Regions from separate parts of the Homo sapiens genome. Here region 1 is linked to region 2. Evidence: read pairs that join two places in POLR2A ChIA-PET (ENCODE). Cell type or tissue: GM12878. All regions are shown on one strand. Region 1 overlaps NSD1 (nuclear receptor binding SET domain protein 1). Region 2 overlaps NSD1 (nuclear receptor binding SET domain protein 1).

Region 1 (4,000 bases), 76 kb after region 2:
ACATAGTCGTTAGGCCTCAGAAATGGAAAATAATTCTATTCACATAGTCCTGAGGGTCAGATAACAGCAAGGTAGGCATTTTAGAGTTAACATATTAACCATATTGAGCTACTGAGAGAGCAGTTTCCTGTGAGTGATCTCATCAAGAACTTAGAGGCCAACTTCTTTACTCCATTTTTTTTTTTTTTTTTAATAAACATTTCCAGGAAAAGGATCTAGAGCAGGCATTGGCAAACTATGGTTCATGGGCAAATGTGGTCTACTGCCTATTCTTGTAATACTCTTGAACTACAGGTTGTTTTTGTATTTTTTAGTGATTGGCAAAAAAGAGATTTTGTGACACATAAAGATGATATGAAATTCAACTTTCAATCAGTATCCAGAAAATTTTATTGGAATACAGGCATGCTTCTTCATTTACATATTACATATGGCTGCTTTTATATTACAGTGGCAGAGTCGAGCTACATGTGGAGATCTATGGCCTGCAAAGCCTGAAGTGTTTACTTTCTGACCCTTTACAGAAAAAGTTACTTAACTCCTGATCTATAGTGAGATTTACTTAGAATTACATATCCATGTCTTTGTTCTTAACCATGTGGGATTTGTTTTGGTTTGCTTTTGGTTTACGATGTGATAAGTACAAAACTTATTTTTGGATTAATAACAGGTTAGATCAGTTGATAAGAAACAATGATTAAAACATATATTTTCCAGCCTGGGCAACATAGCAAAACCCAGTCTCTACAAAAAATACAAAGAAAAAAAAAAATTTGGGGTGCCTGTTGTCCCAGCTACCTGAATCACCTGAGCCTGGAAAGTCAACGCTGCAGTGAGCTGTGATTGCACTACTGCACTCCAGTCTGGGGGACAGAGTAAGACCCTGTCTCAAAACAAAAACAAATATATATTTGTAGAGAGAAAAGAAGTAGCATGAACCTTTATGTGTATTTGGGAAGGGTTCAAGTAAAAATATTTCGAATCAGAAGTGAATGTTCAAATGCCCTATTCAGGACTTGTAGTCTTGGGTGACTGAGATTAGCTGTTGTTGTCTGTCCCCTTAGAATTTGCCTTAGACATTGTAAGCCTTATGCCTTATGGCTTCCAGTTGCATGTGTTGGGGATATTTCTCCATTAGCAAGAAGTTTCCAAACCTTACCAGTGTTTTGATGAATCTAGGAACAGATCTGGCAGTGAGACCTACATCCATTTTCCCCACGGACAGCATCTTGCTGGAGTGTCTTGCAGGTCTATACGATCCTCCCACTGCAGCTTCCTGAGTAGCTGGAACCTCAAGCACTTGCCACCATGCCCGGCTAAGCTTTATAATTTTTTTGTAGACATAGGGTTTCATTGTGTTGCCTGGTCTGGTCTTGAACTTCTGGGCTCAAACAATCCTCCAGTCTCAGCCTCCGAAAGTGCTGGGATTACAGATGTGAGCCACTGCACCTGGCCTCCTCCTGTTAAATGTTGATAGAAAAATGGTTTGATGGCAGCATATATCCAGATTGTAGATTTCATAATATTAAAGGGGAGTGGGCAAATAATAAAATGCAAGAAATGAAAGCATTTGAAAATTTAGAGGACAGAAATGACTTTTAAGTAAGTGATTTTAGGTGTACTGGAATGAGTAATCTAGAATATTTGATATGAGAGAAACAATCATAAGGGCATTATATAAGAAAGGAAGAAAGAATTTAATATGTCTACCATGTTTAAGAGGCAGCTAGGTGCTGTACTATACATATATTTCTTATTCTTACAATAGTCTTGCAAGTAATTTATTCAAAATCACACAGTTCCTGAACAGTCAAAATTTTTTGTGCGGTTTGTGTCTTAGAAGACTAAATTTGACTGTTCCCACTGAAATAATATGAAATGAGGGGAGATACATTCTCATGCACAAATCCATTATTGTACTGGAACATCTATTGTCTTTCCTTATTGTTGCTAGTATTTGTTAAAACCTCTACATTAATGGCTTTGGTGTCACAATAACTGTTTGACCTTCATGTTTTAACTCACCAAACTTTCACTGTGTTTTTGAGCACTAGCACCACTTCTAAATTAATCCATGAGTGACATTGCTATAGTCCTTTTAAAAGATTTTAAATTATAAGCTGGGTGTGGTGATACCTGCCTGTAGTCCCAACTACTTGTGAGGCTGATGCAGGAAGCATAGAGGAACTCAAATTACACACAGATGATTTCATGCCATTTATTTGCCACTTAAGAACAGTGCTTTTGCCAGGTGTGGTGGCTCACACCTATAATCCCAGCACTTTCAGAGACCGAGGCGGGCAGATCACCTGAGGTCAGGAGATCACAAGGTCAGGAGATCGAGACCAGCCTGGCCAACATAGTGAAACTCCATCTTTCCTAAAAATACAAAAATTAGCCGGGCTTGGTGGTGTGTGCCTATAGTCCCAGCTACCTGGGAGGCTGAGGCAGTAGAATGGCTAGAACCCAGGAGGCAGAGGTTGCAGTCAGCCAAGATCCCGCCACTGCACTGCAGCCTGGGCAACAGAGCTAGACTCCCTCTCAAAAAAAGGAAGGAAGAATAATGCCTATTTTTTTGTAGCAGCAAATGTGACACCAACATGTGGCAATAGCAGAAACCTAGTTTATAGTTCACCTGGCTTATCAGCTTTGAAAATTTTTTTTTTTTTTTTTTTTTTTTTTTTGAGACGGAGTCTCGCCCTGTCACCCAGGCTGGAGTGCAGTCACGCGATCTCTGCAAGCTCCGCTGCCTCCCAGTTTCACACCATTCTCCTGCCTCAGCCTCCTGAGTAGCTGGGACTACAGGTGCCCGCCACCACGCCTGGCTAATTTTTTTGTATTTTGAGTAGAGACGGGGTTTCACCGTGTTAGCCAGGATGGTCTTGATTTCCTGACCTCGTGATCCACCTGCCTCGGCCTCCCAAAGTGCTGGGATTACAGGTGTGAGCCACCAGGCGCGGCTGAAATTATTTTTTAAAATGAATTTCAAAAAAATTTTTAAAGTTCATATTTTATTTTATTTTATTTTATTTTATTTTATTTTATTTTATTTTATTTTATTTTTTGTGACCGAGAGACCGAGTCTCACTCTGTTGCCCAGGCTGGAGTGCAGTGGCACGACCTAGGCTCACTGCAAGCTCAGCCTCCCAAGTAGCTGGGACTACAGGCGCCCACCACCACACCTGTCTAATTTTTTGTATTTTTAGTAGAGACGGGGTTTCACCGTGTTAGCCAGGATGGTCTCAATCTCCTGACCTCGTAATCCACCTGCCTCGGCCTCCCAAAGTGCTGGGATTACAGGCGTGAGCCACCGTACCTGGCTCGTATTTTATTTTTTTGAGATGGAATCTCAACATATCGGCCAGGCTGGAGTGCAGTGGTGAAATCTTGTCTCACTGCAACCTCCGCCTCCTGGGTTCAAGCAATTCTTGTGGAGTTCATATTTTGTATGTCAAGTGAGGCTCTGTTTTTATATGAAACTAAGTGTTGATAGTTCAAAATCATGGGAAATGTGGCTGCAACTTCAAGGAAAAAAAGTTTGCCTTTTTCAGGACGTGAATTGTCTTCTGCTGACTTGTTTTATGCGGTGTACTTTGTGTTACTTTTCCAGGTAAACCGTCCTATTGGCAGGGTACAGATCTTCACTGCAGACTTATCTGAAATACCCCGTTGCAACTGTAAAGCTACTGATGAGAACCCCTGTGGGATAGACTCTGAATGCATCAACCGCATGCTGCTCTATGAGTGCCACCCCACAGTGTGTCCTGCCGGAGGGCGCTGTCAAAACCAGTGCTTTTCCAAGCGCCAATATCCAGAGGTTGAAATTTTCCGCACATTACAGCGGGGTTGGGGTCTACGGACAAAAACAGATATTAAAAAGGTTAGAAAAAGCTAAATTACCATATACTTTCTCCTCTTTGCAGTTGCTTGATATCATTGATCCTTGACATTAGAAAATTCATCATAGAAGAAAATAACACAGTTAATAATTAACCTTATT
Region 2 (4,000 bases):
TAAGTTCATCAATGCTATAGTATGTTTCTGAATTTCTTTCTCTCTCTCTCAATTTTTTTAAAGGCTACATAATACGTCATTGTATTGTAAGTACCACATTTTGTTTTTCCATTCATCCATCAGAGAACATTTGGGTTGTTTTCCTTTTGGCCATTCTGAACAGTGTTTCTATAAACATTGTATAGTATCTGGTGTTTTTGTATTTTTTTTTTTTTGGATGGAGTTTCACTCTTGTTGCTCAGGCTGGAGTGCAATGAGGCGTGATCTTGGCTCACTGCAACTTCTGTCTCCTGGGTTCAAGTGATTCTCTTGCCTCAGTTGGGATTACAGGTGCATACCACCACACCTGGCATTAATTTTTGTATTTTTAGTAGAGACTGGGTTTCGCCATGTTGGCCAGGCTGGTCTCAAACTCCTGACCTCTGGTGATCTGCCTGCCTCCACCTCCCAAAGTGCTGGGATTATAGGTGTGAGCCACTGTGTCCAACCTAAGCATCTGTGTCTTTTTTGTTGTTTTTTATTTGTTTTTTGAGACAGAGTCTTGCTCTGTCTCCCAGGCTGGAGTGCAGTAGCGGGATCTTGGCTCACTGCAACCTCTGCCTCCTGGGTTCAAGCGATTCTTCTGCCTCAGTCTCCCGAGTAGCTGGGACTAAAAGTCAGCTAAAAGTCAAAGCTGTAATGGCTAAGATCTTAACATGCCATGCAAACTCTTACAAGTCTGGTTGCTGCCCAACCTTTATTAGTTTCCCTTTTCTTCTAGTTTATGATAGTGTTTAGAACTACTTGTAGTTTTGTTTAGTTTTATTCATTCATGCCTTTGAGGGTTCTGTGCCCTCATACTATAATTCTATCTTTAACTGTTTACTTTTTTTTTTTTTTTTGAGATGGTGTCTCACTCTTGTCCAGGCTAGAGTGCAGTGGTGGGATCTCAGCTCACTGCAACCCCCGCCTCCTGAGTTCAAGCGATTCTCATGCCTCAGCCTCTCAAGTAGCTTGGATTACAGGCAAGTTGCACCACGCCCGGCTACTTTTTGTATTTTTAGTAGAGACAGGGCTTTACCATGTTGGCCAGGTTGGTCTTGAACTCCTGACCTCAGGTGATCCGCCTGCCTCAGCCTCCCAAAGGGCTGGGATTACAGGCATGAGCCATCCCACCTGGCCAAACTGTTTAACTTTAAAAGTTGTTCAGCCTGGCGCGGTGGCTCACGCCTGTAATCCCAGCACTTTGGGAGGCCGAGGCGGGCGGATCACCTGAGGTCGGCAGTTTGAGATCAGCCTGACCAACATGAGGAAATCTCGTCTTTACTAAAAATACAAAAAATTAGTTGGGCGTGGTGGCGCATGCCTGTAGTTCCAGCTACTTGGGAGGCTGAGGCGGGAGAATCGCTTGAACCTGGGAGGCAGAGGTTGCAGTGAGCCAAGATCATGCCATAGCACTCCAGACTGAGCAACAAGAGTGAAACTCCGTCTCAGAAAAAAAAAAAAAAGTTGTTCAAGTACTTCATTTGTCTCCTCCCACTTATAATTGAGTGGTTTTTTTTAAGAAATAAGTGTTTATTTTTGCAGTTGTCATGCCTTTTGTACTGTAATCATTTATATATGACTTATCTGTCAGACAGTGAGTTCTTTTTTCTCCTCACGTTGCTGGCACATCAGAAGTTCTTGATCTGTTAATGAAATTTATTTATTTATTTATTTCTAAGACAGGGGCTTGCTGTACTGCCAGGGTGGAGTGCAGTGGCGTGATAATGGCTCACTGTATTCTTGACCTTTGAGGATGAAGTGATCCTCCCTTCTCAGCCTCCCAAATAGATGGGACTACAGGCACATGCCACCATCCTCAGCCAGTATTTTTATTTTTAGTAGAGATAGGGTCTTGCTATGTTTCCCAGGCTGGTCTCGAACTCCTGGGCTCAAGCAGTCCTCCCACTTCTGCCTCCCAAAGTATTGGGATTACAGGTGTGAGCCCCTACACCTGGCCAGTTCAATGTATTGACTCATGGGAGAGTGATTTAATTCTCAAATTGACTTTAAGAACCTCTGTATAGGTACACACATGTGTATATTAACCAGTTCCAGTTCCTGTAGGTGATTTTTATTGAAGGATTTAATTCAGTAGGTGGGAAATAAGGAGTTCATTTTTTTTTTCAGTTTGTTTTTAAAATGAACCAGACAACACAAAATTTAACTAAGTTTTAGTTTCATTATTAAGCTATGTTTTTTAATAGAAAAACTACCATGTGTACACTTTTGAAACCAGCATTTACAGAGAAGTTACCGTTGACAGTTCAGTTTATAAATCCCTTCTCTCCTTTGTCTTTCTTTTTTCATTTTTCATTTTGCATTCTGAGGGAAGTAGGCATTCCATAATTCTTCCAAAGGTTATTTGGATTCTTTTCTGTGTTTTGAAATAAGACATGGTTGTTACAAGGGAACTAGATGTGAGTTAAAATGAATTTTCGTATAAAATGATTTTTATTTCCTTTTATTAAAAGTGACAAATTGTTAAACATGTGTTGTCCTGACTTTCTTTTGTGACACTTTTTAGTGTAATAAAAGTTGCTAATAAAATTGTAAATGTGTGGAAGATAACATATACTAGATGAATTATAATCTTTTCTAGATGGGATTTGTATTTTCATATTTTTAATTGTATGTATAGAACTTTAGATAACCAAGAAATTATAGGCTAAACTGGATTTATTTTTGGTTTTATTACTGGTAGGCTTTCCTTTTTCTTTTAAAATTTCCCTAATTTGAAATATTGCATTTCACTTTCTTTGCAAAACCAGTGTTTGACCATGCGCTTGTTCTCTCTGAAGTTATTGAACTTACTATATCTAAAATACCAAAACCATACATTATTTTGGGGGTGTGGTTGTGGGGAGGAATCCATGCAAAGCACCTTGTGTGGTGCTCGTCTATGAGTAGCTACACTATAAATGTTAACAGATCATACATGTTGCTTTGCTGAAACATTTCTTCTTCTTTATATTAGCCTAGTGTTTTTCACGTTTTCTTGGGTTTTTTTTTGTATATATATTTTTGTTGCTGTGGGCTTACTATATACATCTTCTGTATTTTTGGAACAATGAAATTATAGACTGATAGTGAAGGAAACTTACCTGTCTACTATCTTAATTTCTTCTTTGTAGTTAATCTACATTTAGCTGGTTTTGAAGCTATACCACGTCATCAGACTAGACTACTGATTCTTTCATAACCTCCTGTGTATTTTCTTGCCACACATATATAATACTTAAAATTTTCCTTGTGTATGATCTATTCTAGGTTGTCTAGTTCAGTGGGCATGTTAGTTGTTTCCAGACAGTCTTCTTTGGCGGCAATGATGTGGCTGTTCTCTTAATGATGAGAAGTAATTTCTTTGATCTAATGATTCTGGTTCTCTTACCCTTACCTAGTTTCCAACCGGAGGCCCTATCGGCAGTACTACGTGGAGGCTTTTGGAGATCCTTCTGAGAGAGCCTGGGTGGCTGGAAAAGCAATCGTCATGTTTGAAGGCAGACATCAATTCGAAGAGCTACCTGTCCTTAGGAGAAGAGGGAAACAGAAAGAAAAAGGATATAGGCATAAGGTAGGAAACGAAAAAGGCTTTTTATTGAGTGACAGAAGCAAGTAAGAAAAAGAAAGAAAATGGCCTCTTATTTATTTTCGAGACAGAACTTTGCTCTGTTTCCCAGATTGGAGTACAGTGGTGCAATCTTTGTTCACTGCAACCTCCGCGTCCCAGGTTCAAGTGATTCTCGTGCTTCAGCCTCTTGAGTAGCTGGTATTATAAGCGAGCACCACCACGCCTGGCTAACTTTTGTATTTAGTAGAGACAGGATTTCGCCATGTTGGCCAGGTTGGTCTTGAACTCCTGAGCTCAAGCAGCTTCCCAAAATGCTGGGATTACAGGTGTGAGCCACTGTGCCTGGCCCGGCCTTTTAAAAATCATTATCTACTTGGGAGTTAGCAGAGAGGAGGCAGGGAAGAAGCA

Evidence for each region. Peaks named below come from ENCODE experiments on the same cell type or tissue, not always from the same donor. Only the 100,000 strongest peaks of a DNase experiment are listed, where the experiment ranks them.
Region 1: POLR2A ChIA-PET joins it to region 2 with 6 read pairs; 4 of 35 experiments call an interaction of 5 or more read pairs at or near these places.

Annotation. Positions count from the first base shown.
Region 1 is chr5:177,276,955-177,280,954 of GRCh38, forward strand. It overlaps NSD1 (nuclear receptor binding SET domain protein 1), which reads left to right. Exons shown (of 23, transcript NM_022455.5): 18 at 3,611-3,880. Among named protein-coding and RNA genes, the nearest start is that of RAB24, 25 kb to the right of the region's middle. In GM12878, no CTCF peak of the experiment used is centred here; no DNase peak of the experiment used is centred here.
Region 2 is chr5:177,200,698-177,204,697 of GRCh38, forward strand. NSD1 (nuclear receptor binding SET domain protein 1) reads left to right here. Exons shown (of 23, transcript NM_022455.5): 4 at 3,423-3,595. Among named protein-coding and RNA genes, the nearest start is that of NSD1, 69 kb to the left of the region's middle. In GM12878, no CTCF peak of the experiment used is centred here; no DNase peak of the experiment used is centred here; H3K27ac peaks cover 897 bases.